2 separate regions of the Mus musculus genome follow, and region 1 is linked to region 2. A link is a loop called in an ENCODE intact Hi-C map of the cell type or tissue named here. Cell type or tissue: heart. All regions are shown on one strand.

Region 1 (8,000 bases), 56 kb after region 2:
ATGAGAAGAATGGTGACAAAAAAGTATATATAATGTTATAAGCCGTGTGTGTGCTTGTGTGTATGTGTGCATGCAAGTGCATGTATACACATGATTACCCATTTTCTCTCTGTGGCAAGAGAAGCCTTGATCTACTTCTATAGCAGAAATCCTGAATATAATAATCTGAGCTCAACTACAGCTCTCTTGGTGTTCATTAATTCACTAGACTCAATACAGCATATTTGCTTCTTTGTGCCCTATGGATGACTGTCTGCCAAGTCCTTCTCCTACCCCAAATGTGGTAACCACTGTTGTCTCTACAATTTGACCTTTTATTTGTAAAATTACACATTGATGCAACCATGTTTATTGTTCTTTCCTGATCTGACCTCTTTCTCTTAGACTGATGGCCACTTTTGCTTTAGAGACACTCACACTGTGGCAAATGGCAGGAGCTTCAAGCTGAAGTCTGGGCTATTCCATGTCTATGCTGTTATGTTGACAGCTGCAATGAATACAGACATAGAGTCCCTTACACAGTGGTGGTTTCAACAGCCAGTTCCAAAACTGCTTCTTAATTTCCTTTTTAATAATTTGTGTTTGCGACTTGATGGCTTGAGGAAAGAACCATATGAAAATGAAACATGTTATAGTAAATACAAATCATGTATTTTATCAGCCCTATGGATAGGGAAGAATTTAGCAGAGAAAACATTGCCCTCTTTCTTTTTTCTTTTTTTCTTTTTTTCTTTTCTTTTCTTTTTTTTTGTTAAACTAAGCAAATTTAAATATTTGAGTATTTCAGAAAACTTTCTTAAAATAGCCTAAAGATTAAAAATAGGAAAATAGAGCTGGCGTGGTGGCTCACACCTTTAATCCCAGCACTTGGGAGGCAGAGGCAGGTGGATTTCTGAGTTCGAGGCCAGCATGGTCTACAAAGTGAGTTCCAAGACAGCCAGGGCTATACAGAGAAACCTTGCCTTGAAAAACCAAAAAAAAAAAAAAAAAAGGAAAATAGGCTATGCTGTTTGCTTACAAGGTTGTAGACAAGCTAGGCAAGCATGTTCCCGAATTCTCGTGTGTGTGTGTGTGTGTGTGTGTGTGTGTGTGTGCCACATAACTAATAGCTATAGCCAGACTTAGTACATGACATATTGTGGGTCACATGACACATTGTGGGTCTCAGATAACATTCATGGGTCATGTGTTTCTTTTCTTTTTTGCCAAGTCTGGATCAACCTATTTTATTTTCGATTTTCCTCTTTCAGTATAAGGCAGACTAAAAATTATATAGGTAGAGAATTAAAGACAATGTAGTTTATTTTATTAGATATTTTCTTTATTTACATTTCAAATGTTATCCCTTTTCCTGGTTTCGCCTCTGAAACCCCCCCCCATCCCCTCCCCCTCCCCCTGCTCACCAACCCACCGACTCCTGCTTCCTGGCCCAGGCATTCCCCTACACTGGGGCATAGAGCCTTCACAGGACCAAGGGCCTCTCCTCCCATTGATGACTGACTAGGCCATCCTCTGTTACATATTCGGCTGGATTCTTGAGTCCCTCCATGTGTACTCCTTGGTTGGTGGTTTAGTCCCTGGGAGCTCTGGGGGTACTGGTTAGTTCATATTGTTGTTCCTCCTATGGGGCTGCAAACCCCTTCAGCTCCTAGACAACGTAGTTTTTTTGTTTTCTTTTCTTTTGTTTTGTTCTTTTTTTTTTAATTCGTTCTTTGTTTTGGCTTGATTGGCACAATATGTAGCAGTACTAAGTGGTTTGTCATAAGGTAATCACCTGTAAAAATCTGCCCCCGAGGTAGATTGGAGATGACAGGTCTGTATGGGAAGGGAAAGCTGCCTCTTGACTACTTAAGCGGGGCTCTACTTGTTTGGGCACATACACAACTGGAAATGTATTGGGTCTGAGAGGATTTTTTTTTAATTAAATTTAATTGCCCTGTGGGAAATGTAATGGGAACCAAACATTGAAGAGTAAGATCATTGTATTGTTTACAATGTAATAGCAAGGGTTTTTTTGTTTTTTTTTTTATCACTCATCCTTAATATGAGGCCCCATATTCCTCCTCAGTGCAAGTTATATAATCTCATGGAGAATTCCTTATTCCATCCTTAAGAAGGGGCAACATTGTTTCATCTTTAGAAGGCTTTACCAGCTCGATTTTTCCACTGGCTGTATGTAGAATATTGCTTGCTGAAAAATGACCACAAAGGTTTGGTGCGTATAGGAGTGCCCACTATAAAGTATGCCATCTATCTTTATATAGCATGCAGTCAGCAACTCAGCTTCTCCTTGGGCCTCAGCAGCCTCAGGAAGAAGCAAACCAATCCGTGATGTGCAGAGAAGTTCAGTCTGGCTAGGACAGGAAGAGCTCCTGGAAGTGATGGAGGGCCTGACTCTTTAATGTCTGCCTCTCATGATGAAGGCAAATCATCAAGACTCCCTGAACAGAGTAACTCAAAGTGAACGTGGAATCATTAATTCACCAAGGTCACTGTGTGCACATGTCTTCAGTGCTTCCTATTTTTAAAACTTAAATCTAGGAGTCATGAGGAATACAAGAAATATCTTCAATAAGTTATCTTGACATTAGGTAAGTATAGTGAGAGGATCGGGCTCTGTACATGAACTGTGGCGATGGCCCATATCACACTACATAGGAGTAGCACTGAACATAGAAAACTGTTCATTCAATTACCAAATGATACAATGTTCAATGAATGGCATGCAATGTTCAGTGAATGGCATGCAAGGAGTAGTTCCATTCTATGCATTTAAAAATCAACAAATATCTACTGAGCATTTACAGACAAGAAAGGTGTCTTTGGCAGAGCTCACTGCACATGAGCACTTTGTTTCTCTTGGAAACAGACTTAAGGAAGTTGATTTCAGTAGAATTATACCGTCTCCAGATGGCAAAAGGATCCACAGGCAAAGACGGGACTTGTCTGGCCTCGAAAAACTGACAATTTATGGAAAGGAAGAAAAAGTATGTGCCAAATCCATCAAATAATAATATTTCTCAAAGCTGTAAGCAGGCCAGTCAAAACAAAAGTGCTAAACACAGGATGGAACATTATTTATACATTTTTAGTATTTACAGAGAGCATATATACTGTTTAGGTATAATATTTATATATAAAGTTTATATATATATATATATATATATATATATATATTATAACCTATTAATAATAACTATAGGCAAAGCTTATAATTTGCTTCTCCCAACTCTGGAGAAAGCTTCTACAAAACATATTGTATCTTTCTATACCATTTAAGAGAAAAGAACCTTTTCTAGAATGATATGCCATGTTCTAAAGGAACCAGAATTCAGCAAGTATTGTTCACTTTATATTATTGAACAGTCTTTATAATCATATGCAGAGCAACATGATGTTTAGTTGGAAGATTCTGCTGCTCTTCCTGTTCAACAGGAAATAATTGCACAGTAGGGGGTTTTTACTTTTTAAACAAACTCTACACCACTACAGTTGAAGCTACACATGGTCATTAGAAGTTGCCAAGAAATCCTGGATATAGATCAAAGAAGTATTAGAGTCACAGTTGAAGCTGATAAACATTTAAGGGTGTCCCTTTAAACAATGTCAAAACCGAGTAATTTAAAGCTTTGACTTCTCCCTGAAGTGAGTGGGAAAGCCATAGACCTTTCAACGTCAGCTTTTTTGACCGTACAAAGCAAGAAGAGTTTCATAATCTGTCTAATGTCGTGGCTCATGTCCATGTACATCAACAGTCCTGTGTCACCTTGACCTCCTCATATCACAAATGTACTTTGACATTGGACTTCAGCATGTTGGAGCAGGCCAGGTGACTCTAGATGGAGCCAATGAGAGATATAAGAAGAGTCATTTGTAAACAATGACACAAAATTGACTTTTGACATTTTTTAAAATACTTTTTGGGTTCCAAGAGGAAATTAAAATTTATGTTCACGACATTAAGGAGCCCATAATTTATAGAAGGTGAAGCAGAGATGTAAACATACTTCAGGTGTGAGTACCCTTAGTTATTACAGAGTTTTAGGCTAGATAATAATATTGTTAGAATTTCTCCTTGGAAATAATAGTCATAATAAAAGTAATTTGAAAGGATGAGTGAAGAGGATACAGATTAAAATAGGTCAAAAGAGAGACAGTCTAAAGGTGACTAAATAAATAAATAAATAAATAAATAAATAAATATCAGAAAAATATTAAGGATATACCAGATAGATAGATAGATAGATAGATAGATAGATAGATAGATAGATAGATAGATCATGATCAGAGAAATATTAAGGATATCCTAAGTGCAATATTTGTGGTTCAATTAATAGACTTTTAACTTTGAGACTATCAGTATATTCTTATTCATCCAGTTCTAAGTTTCCACACATTTAATTAAATGTTATCAAAAAAAAGCATTGATTCACTTTTAATATAGTGGAGTCATGGAACACAGGTCATCTTGCTGACAGTAAAGTGGTAGGAGCTGAAGGGTAGTACCCCTTTGCATAGGAACATACCAAGCCTGGGGAGAGAGCATCATGTTTTTAATGCTGTATTTGGCATCCTTTTTCTAACTCCTCTTATCTATGCCTAGCTCAAGTTCTATGGCCCTCTAGTCACCTATGTTTTTGACTGTCACATGGTATAGATGACCATATACCAGCAAGTCTACCATGTGGACAATGGACTGAACTCTCCATTAAAGTCTTTCTACATTCATTACTGTATCTCAAGACCTTTAACAAACTCTTAAGCATTTTATTATTGCAGGATATGTGCTTCCCTCATATAATGCAACAAAAAGCAAGCAGGATGTGCTGAGATGCACAATGCTTTGTGCTGGGCAGAATCCTAGAAGGTGGCTAGGTTTACACAGCAGCTGAGTCAACCCAGTGAAGACCTTAGCAGTGTAGGTGAATAAGTAGTGTCTCAGCTAATTTGTAAGTAGAAGACTTAGGACGACCCCCGAGTAATCCAAGTGCCCATGACAGATCATCTATCTACTTAGCTGCCCTGGATCCCAGGTTTGTCCAGGACAAGAACCTGTCCTGATTTACCAAGTGTCCCCATAGCACCTTGATTAGGTAACCCAAACTGAGACTCCTTTTGGGGATTGACAGGGAAGAGACTGATATAAGTTAATTGGTGTGGGATATCTGCAAAAATTGGATGTTCATGAGCACACCTGGCTATCTGCCTCTGGCCAGAGGCCAATCTAGTCTCAACTATGCAGAAGCCCATGCTAGTTTAGACTAATTCAGCCAGGGTCCCTCAATCACAGAGCACTAGAAAAACTATCTCAGAGTCTTCTGACCTATGGTTGGTGGTTTTAATTTTTTCCTGATTCTCCTCCTCCTCCTCCTTCACTACTACCACCACCACCAACAACAACAACATCACCACCACCACCTCCTCCTCTTCTTCCCCTTTCTTCCTCTCCTTCCCCATCCTCTATTGAAGTTAATGTGGTTGTGTTCCCAGAGCTGGTTCTAGTTAAAACTTTAACTTTAAACTCCATGTGATGAAGAGCTATAGGTCTATTAGATTCATCGACCAAAGTGCCTTCATGGCTTGGCTTTGGGTCCATGTGACTACTTATCTTTACTACTGAGCCCCTAACTGGTAGTAGAGTGCTCACTAGCATTCCCCAATACTGAGGAGAAGAGCACTCATTTCTTTTCAGAGCAGCAGGCCTCAGGATCCCAGTTTATCTTTGTCAGCAACACTAGCTCACATGCTCACTAGCTCACTGTCATCTTCTAGCCCAGAGCAGTGCTTCCTCGATGTTGACAGTAGAAATGTAGGGATGAATGCTACTTGACTTCTGATTGCACAGTTGATCATCCAGAGAGAGTATTCCTTGGTGTCCTGTATGGAGACCATTATATAGACCAAGAGGGTCCTAGGCCTGGGGAACTTCACCAACCTCAGCTGTAAGTTTCCTCCAGTCCCTAATTCCCCAACATGACTCAAAATGAATCAACAGAGTCCCATCAGACACTTTTGCCAGAAGTCTCTGTTTCTAGTTCTTAAGCCGTAGCCTTAGCAGTATTTCCATTATACTTCCATGACATAGTTGCACAGACGAGAGCAGTTCATGTTTCAATCACTAGAGAAGTGTTTCAGAATACTTCTACCTAATCTTTTAACAAGAATATGGGTGGGAAGACGTGTATATGGGGTCTGGCATAAGGTTTGGGTCCATTTTCTGAGTGAAGCCGCAATGACATCTATGCTTCAAGCTGTGTAACAAGTTTGGATTGAACTCAAAGTAAATAGCTTCAAAGAACTGCCAGAATGGTGTTACATAACTTATGTAATAAAGAATTATTGATGTGGAAGTCACTAGGCTCTCAGATAGGAAGAATAGCCTTCTTATCCTGTGTCTCACCCTCTGGCATTCTGACAAATATCTTTACTTATTTGTGAGGTGAATGAATAAATCAACATCAAAATCTTGACCTGGGATTTCTCCAGTCCAGTCCCACAACTGTCCCTGCTATTTTGAATGGCCAAGTCTAAGCAGGGTACAGGTTAAACTTGGATTCCCTTACTCTGGGAAGGATCTAAAATTAACTGTTCAGTGGTAGAAGCTGGCATGCAGGGCTTTTCTCTGAGGCTGGAATGATTTTATTTATAGCTTTATATGGGCCCAATGACACCAGAACCATAATTTTGCTCCAGATAATAATGCCTCTGAGCATAATGCCTTCCTACATTCAGGTCACTGAACACTGTCCCCTCCCAGTATGCCAGCCACTGGCCAACATTGTACATGGAATGAACTGGCCCCCCAACACTATCACCCTGAGACAATCTCTATCTGTGCCCCACCTACCTGATAAGTCTACTCAAATATTGACAGGTACAGAAATATAAAAGACTTGTAGACCCCAAATCAAAGTTCTCACTGCCCTTCTGGACATTGAACTTTTGAGATTATGAAAGACTCTGACTGTAGATCCTATAAATACCTGAATCTGTTTTTGAACCCACTCCCTAAATAACAGCTCCCCTAGTAAGATGTGTGGAGCTCTTCTCATTGTTGAAAGTAAATATGATATTAGAAAAGTCCTTAGTTTCTTAAGGTCTAAATGTGAAAATAATATTGTGTGCCCCCTTTAAATTTTAGCCTTGCATATGTAGGGAAATGGAAATAGTGCTTTGACATCTGACTTTCAGATAGGAATGTGCTTTGTGTAAACCTTATTAATACCTTGATTTTAGTGGGAAGAGAATTAGTGTTACACCATGCCAGAGAATGGCAAAGCTTTGCTTCCCCCAAACAAAATAAGAAAATGAATAGCAACAATAATTGACTGTAACTTTAAAAGCCTGTGAGGGTTAGAACATAATCCACTGGAAGAAGATGTACTTAGCATACATAAAGCACTTAGAGAGGAGCTGGTTAATCTGGAAAAGGACCACTTTCCCTCCGACCTTTGGCATCGTTTCTCCTCCATCCTTCATTGACCCACTGCTCCTTTGGTTTGGGAATAGGGGACATGTTTTTCTTAGCAGTAGTTGTGATAAAAGTATGTGCTGCAGAGAGAACAGGAACCTAGGGAAGCAAGTGAAAGACAATCACTTTCATCCTGAGTAAGGCAGTTTGGTCTGACCAGCTTGTTAAGGGTAGAGTCTATGCTTAACAAGTGGTTCTCAACCTTCCTAATGCTTCAGCCATTAAATACAATTCCTCATGATGTGGTGACCCGCTCCCCCGCCCCCCCTCCCCCCGCCAGCCATAAAAGTATTTTTGTTGCTACCTTATAACTGTAATTTTGCTACTGTTATAAATACTAATGAAAATATCTGTGTTTTCCAATGGCCTTAGGTGGTCTCCATGGAAAGGTCATAAGACCCACCAAAGGGGGCACAAACCACAGATTGAGAACACTGGGGTAGACTGAAGCAACATACCCAAGGTGGCATGCTCAGATGGTCCTGGACAGATAGACAAACTTGTGTATCATAAGACCAGTTTCTTTGTT
Region 2 (8,000 bases):
ATCCACATAGTTTTGGAACAGATCCAGGTACCATGTCACCTCACCCATCATGCTTCAGTAGCTATATTCATAACACTATAAATTATTGCATATTCAGATAATGCTCAAGTTATAATTGTCTCATAAATAATATAGCTTACACTTTAATATTTTGTTTAAATAGGCTTCCAAATAACACTCACATGTTGTAATGATTAAAAATCTTTTAAGCCACTTTTAATCTGTAGGTCAAATCCTCATCTTGCTCCTCTTTGCTTCCTTCCCCCTCCCCCTCCCTCTCTCTTTTTAACTCTATCTCTGAAATTTATTTACTGAAGAAACTGAGTTGAGGTCTTGGCAAAATCCATACTGGCTGGCATGTGTAGATTGTTTCCACATGTGCCTTTCTGCTTGTTTCTGAATGTCCTTGGTTTCTACAAATTGGTAATTGTATCTAAAAGTTGCACTAGACAACTTTCTTGAGAAAATGACCAAATATATGCTCATATACTTCAGAGGGTGAAGTGCGACTATTGCTCTGAGGCCTCTGGTCTGGTCAAATGCCAGCTTTGAGATGAGGGAGATGACCTATGGCCTTGGAATAAGATGCTGGCTGAGCACACAGTCTGGAGCCACAATATCTGTATTGCACTCCGAGTCACATCACTTGCTAGCTGCATAAACTCAGAGAATATTGTTGGAAATCTCTTGGCTTCAGATATCTCATCTCTACCCTAGTCATGGGATTGTAAAGATCAACAGAATAGACACATGTGTATACAGCATGCCTAGAACACTGCATAATGTAAACCATTTGTAAGTCTTAGTGCTACTTGAGAAAGAAAACTTAGGCAGGGGTTCAAAGCAAGGAGAATGAAAAATCAATATATTTATGGGAACAAATGACCCAGCCACAGAGTGAACCAATTCCAGCCTTTCTGAAAGCTTTCCAATCCTGATCTGCCTCCTCTGACTGATTTGTGTCCTTTGTGTTTGTTCTCTGTGCATTTAGCCTCTCCCGTGGCATATCCCATGTGAGTTATTCATTTTGTGTGAGACATTTGCATGTAAGTCAGTGAAGAAAGCAAAATGGCGTCACCAATGTCCAGCAGCCTCAGAGCCAGACTTGAAGATGCCTCGAGGGGTCTGCTTCTTCAGTAGACTGTGCTCATCTACCGGTCCATAAACCAGACTTTACGTCTGCTTCTTGTCCTGTTGCACTTACAGTCAAAGGCTGAAATTCTTATCTGTGGTTTCCATCCACCCCTAACAGCTGAAGTCCTTAAAAGGAACCTTCTTGCTCTAGTCCACAGAGTATTTTATTTTATTTGAGTATGTTTATCTTGAAGGGAAAAAAAAAGCCTTAAATCCAGTCGCGCTTTCTGCTTTCCCTTGCTTATCACATTCTACATTAACCTTGGAGCTCTTGAATCTGGCTGTTCTTGGTGCTGAGTCCATTCTGGTCAGAACGCTTCTCTCTTCCATGCCTTTCGCACTGGTGAAGTTTTAGGCAAATCCTATAGTTTAGATTGTTCTATGGTAAGGACTCTTGGTGAGAAAAAGTTAGCTATTACCAAATATTTCTTGTGTTGTTTCCCACAGTCCCTTGCAAGCAGGGACTACAAAGCTGTGGGCCACCAGTTTGGGGCTATTTAACAAGAACACAGGCCTTCCCCCGGTATACTACCTGTGGCTACTTATTCACTCCATATACAAGTGAGCAAAGGAAATGTAGACCGCCACCAAGGAAAGTAAAACCGAGAATACCTACAATCTGACTGGACAGACAACTCTGCCAATCTCTCTTTTAAGGGGAAGTTAGGTAGCAGAGTCGTTTAGTCTAAAAAGTAAATAAACACAAACCCACTGACGGGAAAAGAGAAATTGTAGGAGAATATAACTTTCTTTAAAAAGAGTTATCCACTCCCAAATGATTGTGTACGTAGAGATCAATCAATTATGCATGCTTTTCGATGAGGAAAGAGAGACAGGTCCTTCTCTTGGACTGTGCCTCTGGGGCCTGGCAGCACACAGTGAGCTTACCCCTTTTACTTTTCTGTTCTGCTGTGTTTCCCAGGAAGGCAAATATCTTAGACTGTAAGAAGATTGGGGACGCTCTGGAGCTTACTTTCCCTTAGAGCTTGTTCTGTTTCCTTGCCAGCAGGGCCACGCTTTCTCTCTGCTGCAGCCTGACAGGGCCCCACCTCCTGCTTATCTTAAGTTGCAGCTGAAGTTGAAGGGAAATCTCTTTCAGGTTCCTAAGACCCTATTAACTCAAGGTCAGATCTGTGGTATCCACCATCAAGTCCAAAGCCTCTCTCTATACAGAAACCTGTTTTAAAGTGTTAGCTAGTAGCAAGTAACTCTGGGTTAGTTTCCTCTTGAGTTGAAGTTATGGATGGAAGGGTAAATGAGAAAAAAAAAAAAAAAGATAATGTTAGTTGATTGGACTGACTGATTTCTAACATTCAGAGGCAATTTCATAGCATGTGTTATTTAAATAATCCCCATAAAAACCCTGTGTGGGAGGAGGAGTATTGTTATACATTGTGGTACCAAGACTTAGAAAACAAATTAAGATTTCCACATTATAAGTTGTATAGTTCCATCAACAATGCCATGAGCTTTCTGCCACATAATCCATATCATGTTAACCTATTCCTTAGGCTCAAAAAATAGCTACAGGAGATCCAGGTGTCACGTTTTTAGGTAACGAGGGCCAGGGTAAGGAGAAAAGACAAACAGATAACAATCTAGCCAGGTTTGCTTTCTTTCTTAGATTCTTGGTTGGTGATGTCAGCTGATGCATACATACTTCATCAACTCTTAGGATTTCCTTTTTTCTAAGGAGACATGAAAATTTCTTGAAGTAAGCTGGTCATGTGTGTGTGTGTGTGTGTGTGTGTGTGTGTGTGTAAATGTTTTCTGTAGACACAAAAGTAGGAAAAAATTATCACTAAAGAAGTCTATTTTAAAAAACCAAAGGTCAAAATTCTGGTCCAAACACTGAAAGTCTTCAGAAGAACTTGATAGAATAGAGGTTCCAATGCTCTCATTTGCATCTTGGGCATGAAGCAGAGATCCAAAAGGTGAAACGATTTCCCTCCGTCTCTAAGTCAAATAAAGGAAGCTCCAGAGAGGAATGCAATGGCTAAGTGTATCCTTAGCCAGATTTGAGGCCAGGCGATGATGCTGTCAGTGTCCTCACTGTGTATCAGGTGTCTCTGCAGGCCAGGGCAGCCGTCCCTGTGGTTAGGACACAGGCAGGCTATGTGGAATGACTGGATCCCACTGGCTTGGCAGAGACAAAGGGCCATGTGCTGAAGCTCAAGCTGGGAAGGAAAGTGTCTGGCACTCACCAGATGAGGGCCTTTCACTCAGTAAAATCTTTTCTCTGCCAGTGGCCCACAAGCTACAAGCCTGAGCAATGGTTGTTTTGCCATCAAAAGCAACAACAACAAACACAGATGCCTTTAACATGCAAATGGCTATGCACACAGTTTTCCTGTAGATAGGGAAGTGCTCTAAGCAAAGCAGCTATCAGACAGTAGACACCAAGAGCAAAGTTATGTGTGTGGTTTTTTTTTTTCTCCTTCTCCTTCTCCTTCTCCTTCTCCTTCTCCTTCTTCTCCTTCTCCTTCTCCTTCTCCTTCTCCTTCTCCTTCTCCTTCTCCTTCTCCTTCTCCTTCTCCTTCTCCTTTTCCTTCTTCTTTTCTCTGCCAGGCATGGAACAAGAGAACAGTGTGTCCTACAAAACAGCTTGCACAGGAAAACAGAATCCACCCTGTTGGTCACCTGAGGGAGTCAGTCAGCTCAGGGAAGTTACACATTTTCTGTTCATTTGCATAAGGGAGGAACTGAGTTGTGGCATCATGAGTGGACTATTTATAAGAAGGAGAGAAGAGTGGGTTTTAAAAGGAAATACCAGAATGTGCTATACAGAGGTCACAGCTTGGGGAAAACAAGACAAAACAAAACAAAACAAAAAACAGCTTGCCTGGCATTTCCCAGGAATGTGTGGATTGAGCCCCTCCTAGAGAAACCAGAAACCGCATTACCTGGAGCCTTGGTCTTAATTCATCCTTTTGTGCCCCTTTCATGGAAGCCAGACATTTGTAATTTCGTGTGAATAAGCCATGAAATTTGTTTCATTACTGTTAGCAACCATGCATGTCACTAGCTCATCTGCCCCCCAACCTTGTCCAAATTAGAAGAGAACGTCCCTGTCTTCATGCAAACTCCAGAGCTGAGCAAGTGAAAGGAAAGGCAGCACTGTGCTCCCTTCTAGCAGAGACCATGCAAGCTGCCCAGGTGCAAATGCCCCGCCCCACAAAGAACTGCTGGCTCTTGAGCCAAACAAAACCTAGCTGTGGATAACGCAGCCCACAGCCTGCAGCCTAACATGTTCCTGCCTCTGTTGTAGTGGTTCAAGCAAAGTTCTGGGGGTAAAGTCAACTGGCTTTAAATCAGAACTCTCTGAATTCTCTGCCTCACATCTGTTTGTATCCAGATAATTGCACACTTGAACCTACCTTGTCGTGTTCTTATGAGGATGAAATCAAACAGTCACACAAGAGAAAACCATTCAGAGTATGTGCAGCGTACAGTTCTAACACTCAGCAAATGTTACACAATTGCAAAATAATGTGAAAGGCTAATTTTCACTCTTTGGTTTATCTCTGAGAGTCAAGTTTTGCTAAACAATTCTAAGCATATAGAATATATGAGAGAAAGTAGGTTTTGAGGTTTTTTTACTCCTGGGAATTTGTTGTAATTCACCCCGTGGTCACTTTGGGAAGGTAAGGAGCTAGAAACAGCAAGAATATCAGTTACCCCTGACCTGCTAAGGCAACAAAAACCTTAGCAAAAATAAATGCTGTACATGAACCCTGCTCCTGGCATAGGGGAATGGCTAACACTTGTCTTAGTTAGGGATTTATTGCTGGGAAGAGATACTGTAACCATAGCAACTCTTATAAAGGGAAGCATTTAATTAGGACTGGCATACAGATTCAGAGGTTTAGTCCATTATCATCATGGCAGGAAACATGGCAGTGTACAGGCAGACACGGTGCCGGAAAGGTGCTAAGAGTTCTACATCCTGATGTAAAGGCAGCAGATGTAGACTGTGTGCCCCACTAGGCCTACCTTGAACATATAAAACCTCAAAGGCTACCCCTACAGTGCACATGTCCTGCAGCAAGGCCACACTACTCCAAGAAGGCCATGCCTCCTAATAGTGCCACTCCCTATGGGCCAAGCATTCAAATAGATGAGTCCGTGGGGGCCATTCCTATTCAAACCACCACAACATCCTTTACAATGACATTTTTAAAGCCACTAAGAGAAGATGAAGCTCAGTAGCATGTGTTATAAAAGACAGAGATGTGTGGGTTATATTTTAGAATTATTTGCGTTGAAACAATTATAAAGCACTGGGAGTCAGTGTGGGAAGTATTCCATTATTTGACTTCATCTTCAATAATGGGTACTTCTCAAAGACTCAATTCTTTGTGTTTAAGAACTACCACAGCTGTTTTTTTTACATCTAAGATGCACTAGGCTCTGCATAGAATACTAGTTCTTAGCCCCAAGTCTACACTGGAGGGAGCTTGCAGGGTGTCAACTGTAGTGAAATATGTGTTTAGCTCCAAGGAATCGGGACTGAAAAGAGACTGAGTTTAGTAGCTCTGCTCTTTTAGACCCAGTAATGTCTAAATGCCTTATTTATTTTTAAAAAGTACAATCTATCGGATTTACTATGAAACAAATTGAGAAAACCATGTCCAGAGAAATTTCAGCTTCCTTGTATTTAAATAAAAATTTTCTCTCACTTTGTTAATGTAGAAGCTTCCCATAAATACTCATTAAACCATAATTGTATGCTGGTAGGGGCCATCTGGCATGAGAAGACAATGCTAACCCTAAAGTCCTATTTTATTTATTTTACATGAACTTGGCCAGGCCATCGTCAATCTAAAGCTTCTCTTGACAGACTGGGTTCTCAATCGTGCTATTACTGATAGCTGGGCCAGATATGTCTTTGCATCCTGTAGAGAACGCATACTGTCCTAAGAGGTACTTAGTAGCATCCATGGTCTCTAATGACTGGGTAATAACATCCCTCCCACCCTTTTCATCAAACAAAATTGTGCACCAGGATTATCTTCCGGGGAGGGGAGTGATGAAGAGAGAGACTGAATTTGAAGATAGGAAATTTTCACAAATTAGACCACCAACAAGTTATGCTGCTGAAATGCTGAGACACGAGCCCAACGTTACCATGTTTAACAAGTGGATGTTTGGGCCAAACCAACCAAATACTTATCCATGTGTCATGTGGACTGATTTCAAACAAACGTCTCTGGAGGACCGGATCATTACCTTGGCCATTTAACTTTTGTGTGTTTTTTAGACTGCTTCAAGACACAGTAATGTTTGTCCATCTACACTCACATAGGAACTCGGCAGGCAAGGATCAGAATGATGTACACAGTTCTATGCCAGTATAATCCAAGCACTCTGGAAACTGAGGTGGGAGCATAATGAGTTTAAGGATATCCTGGGCTACAGAGTGAAATTCTTGTTTCGAGGGGGAATAAAGCAGAGAACGACATCATCAGAGATCTTCATGTACTCTCCTTTCATTTTAAAGAACAAGACACCAAGGTCCAGAGAATAGGGTCTGCAGCACAAATATCTCTAATAAGCCTCAGCCATTCAAGCTGTAGCCTTGGAATTACAACAATATAGGCATAGAATATATCTTTTTTGTTGAGTAAAATGTCTAAAATTACACTCTTACAGCAATTTTCAAAATCCCAGGAATAAGGAAGACAAAGAAAGGCAAAGTGGAAATGTTCTTCCAATTGAAAGCACAAAAATTAAGGAAAACATCAGTTTGTCTTCTGCCTCTGCATCTGGAAGTATGCGTGTTTGTTTTATAGCATATGATTGCACAGTGTCAGTCAATTGTGAATGATTGTTTCTATCCTTTTACTTAGTCGTGGTTATGAATTTTGTCTACTGGGTAAATTATGATTAAGGTGTTGAAGAAATAATGACTGGAAACTGCTTCCTTTCCTTCCTTCTTCCATTCAGTACCTTGATCTTCATACAGTTTGTAATCACAAACAAGGGTCATGTGACTAAGTCCATTCTACTGGCACAGGGTGGCCATCCTTTATCCTATTTTCATTCATGGAGGAAACCACTACTCACACATCTAACATCTAGAGCATGTGTGTGTGCACTCGTGTGTGTGTGTGTGTGTGTGTGTGTGTGTAATACAGTGTCATTTGCTCCATGTAATTCTTGATCTAAATGAATATGAATAAAGCAAAAAATTATCAAGTTCAGACAGTGTTCAGGCAGTGAATGAGAACATCACTGAGAGAAAGGTAGAACATGTTTTACTGGTGTGTACAAGTTTTGATTACAGGTGTACATTGCAGCCTCTTGCCTGCTGCATGCCCGAGGCAGTCAACCTTTCATTTGTGATTATCAGAATGAGGCAGTTCTGGAGATTACTTTTCTAAGGTCATATTCCAAATCTCTCCCGGTGCTCAGAATATGTACAGTATGAAGAAAACTTCCTACAGTGGTTTTGTAGAAAAGTTATTGAAAGACCAGGAAACGCCTTTGACCTTGTTTTGGACTGAAAATGAAATGATCTCATTCAGAAATGGGTACAGTGCCAAAATATGGAACGTGTTATTAAAATAAGATCATGGTTTATTTAAAAACAAAACAGAACAAAGCTTGTCTTAGGGGTGGGGCGACAACCTATTCTAGCTAACTGCCTACGAGCAGGTTGAAAGAGGAGTGGCATTTTAACCTAAGGCCCAATATACTACACAGTCACCTTTTGACAAGAAAATAAATGGAAGAATCCCTTTGGACACTGCCTGTGCATTAAGGAAGGGCCTTCTGTTGTGGGTGATACAAACTCTACAAAGATTAGGTCAAAGTCTTCTCTTATATTTCATGATTGGAGAAAAAATGCATATTGTACCATGTAC

What was found. Peaks named below come from ENCODE experiments on the same cell type or tissue, not always from the same donor. Only the 100,000 strongest peaks of a DNase experiment are listed, where the experiment ranks them.
Region 1: it touches region 2 in a loop (2.3-fold over the local background); 6 of 42 quality-filtered maps call a loop at or near these places.

What each region holds. Positions count from the first base shown.
Region 1 is chr15:3,448,077-3,456,076 of GRCm38, reverse strand. All of the region lies in intron 2 of Ghr (growth hormone receptor), which reads left to right. Among named protein-coding and RNA genes, the nearest start is that of Ghr, 130 kb to the left of the region's middle. In heart, no CTCF peak of the experiment used is centred here; no DNase peak of the experiment used is centred here.
Region 2 is chr15:3,504,569-3,512,568 of GRCm38, reverse strand. The region is part of intron 1 of Ghr (growth hormone receptor); the gene reads left to right. Among named protein-coding and RNA genes, the nearest start is that of Ghr, 75 kb to the left of the region's middle. In heart, a CTCF peak has its summit at 3,326; a DNase peak (open chromatin) is centred at 3,268; H3K27ac peaks cover 214 bases.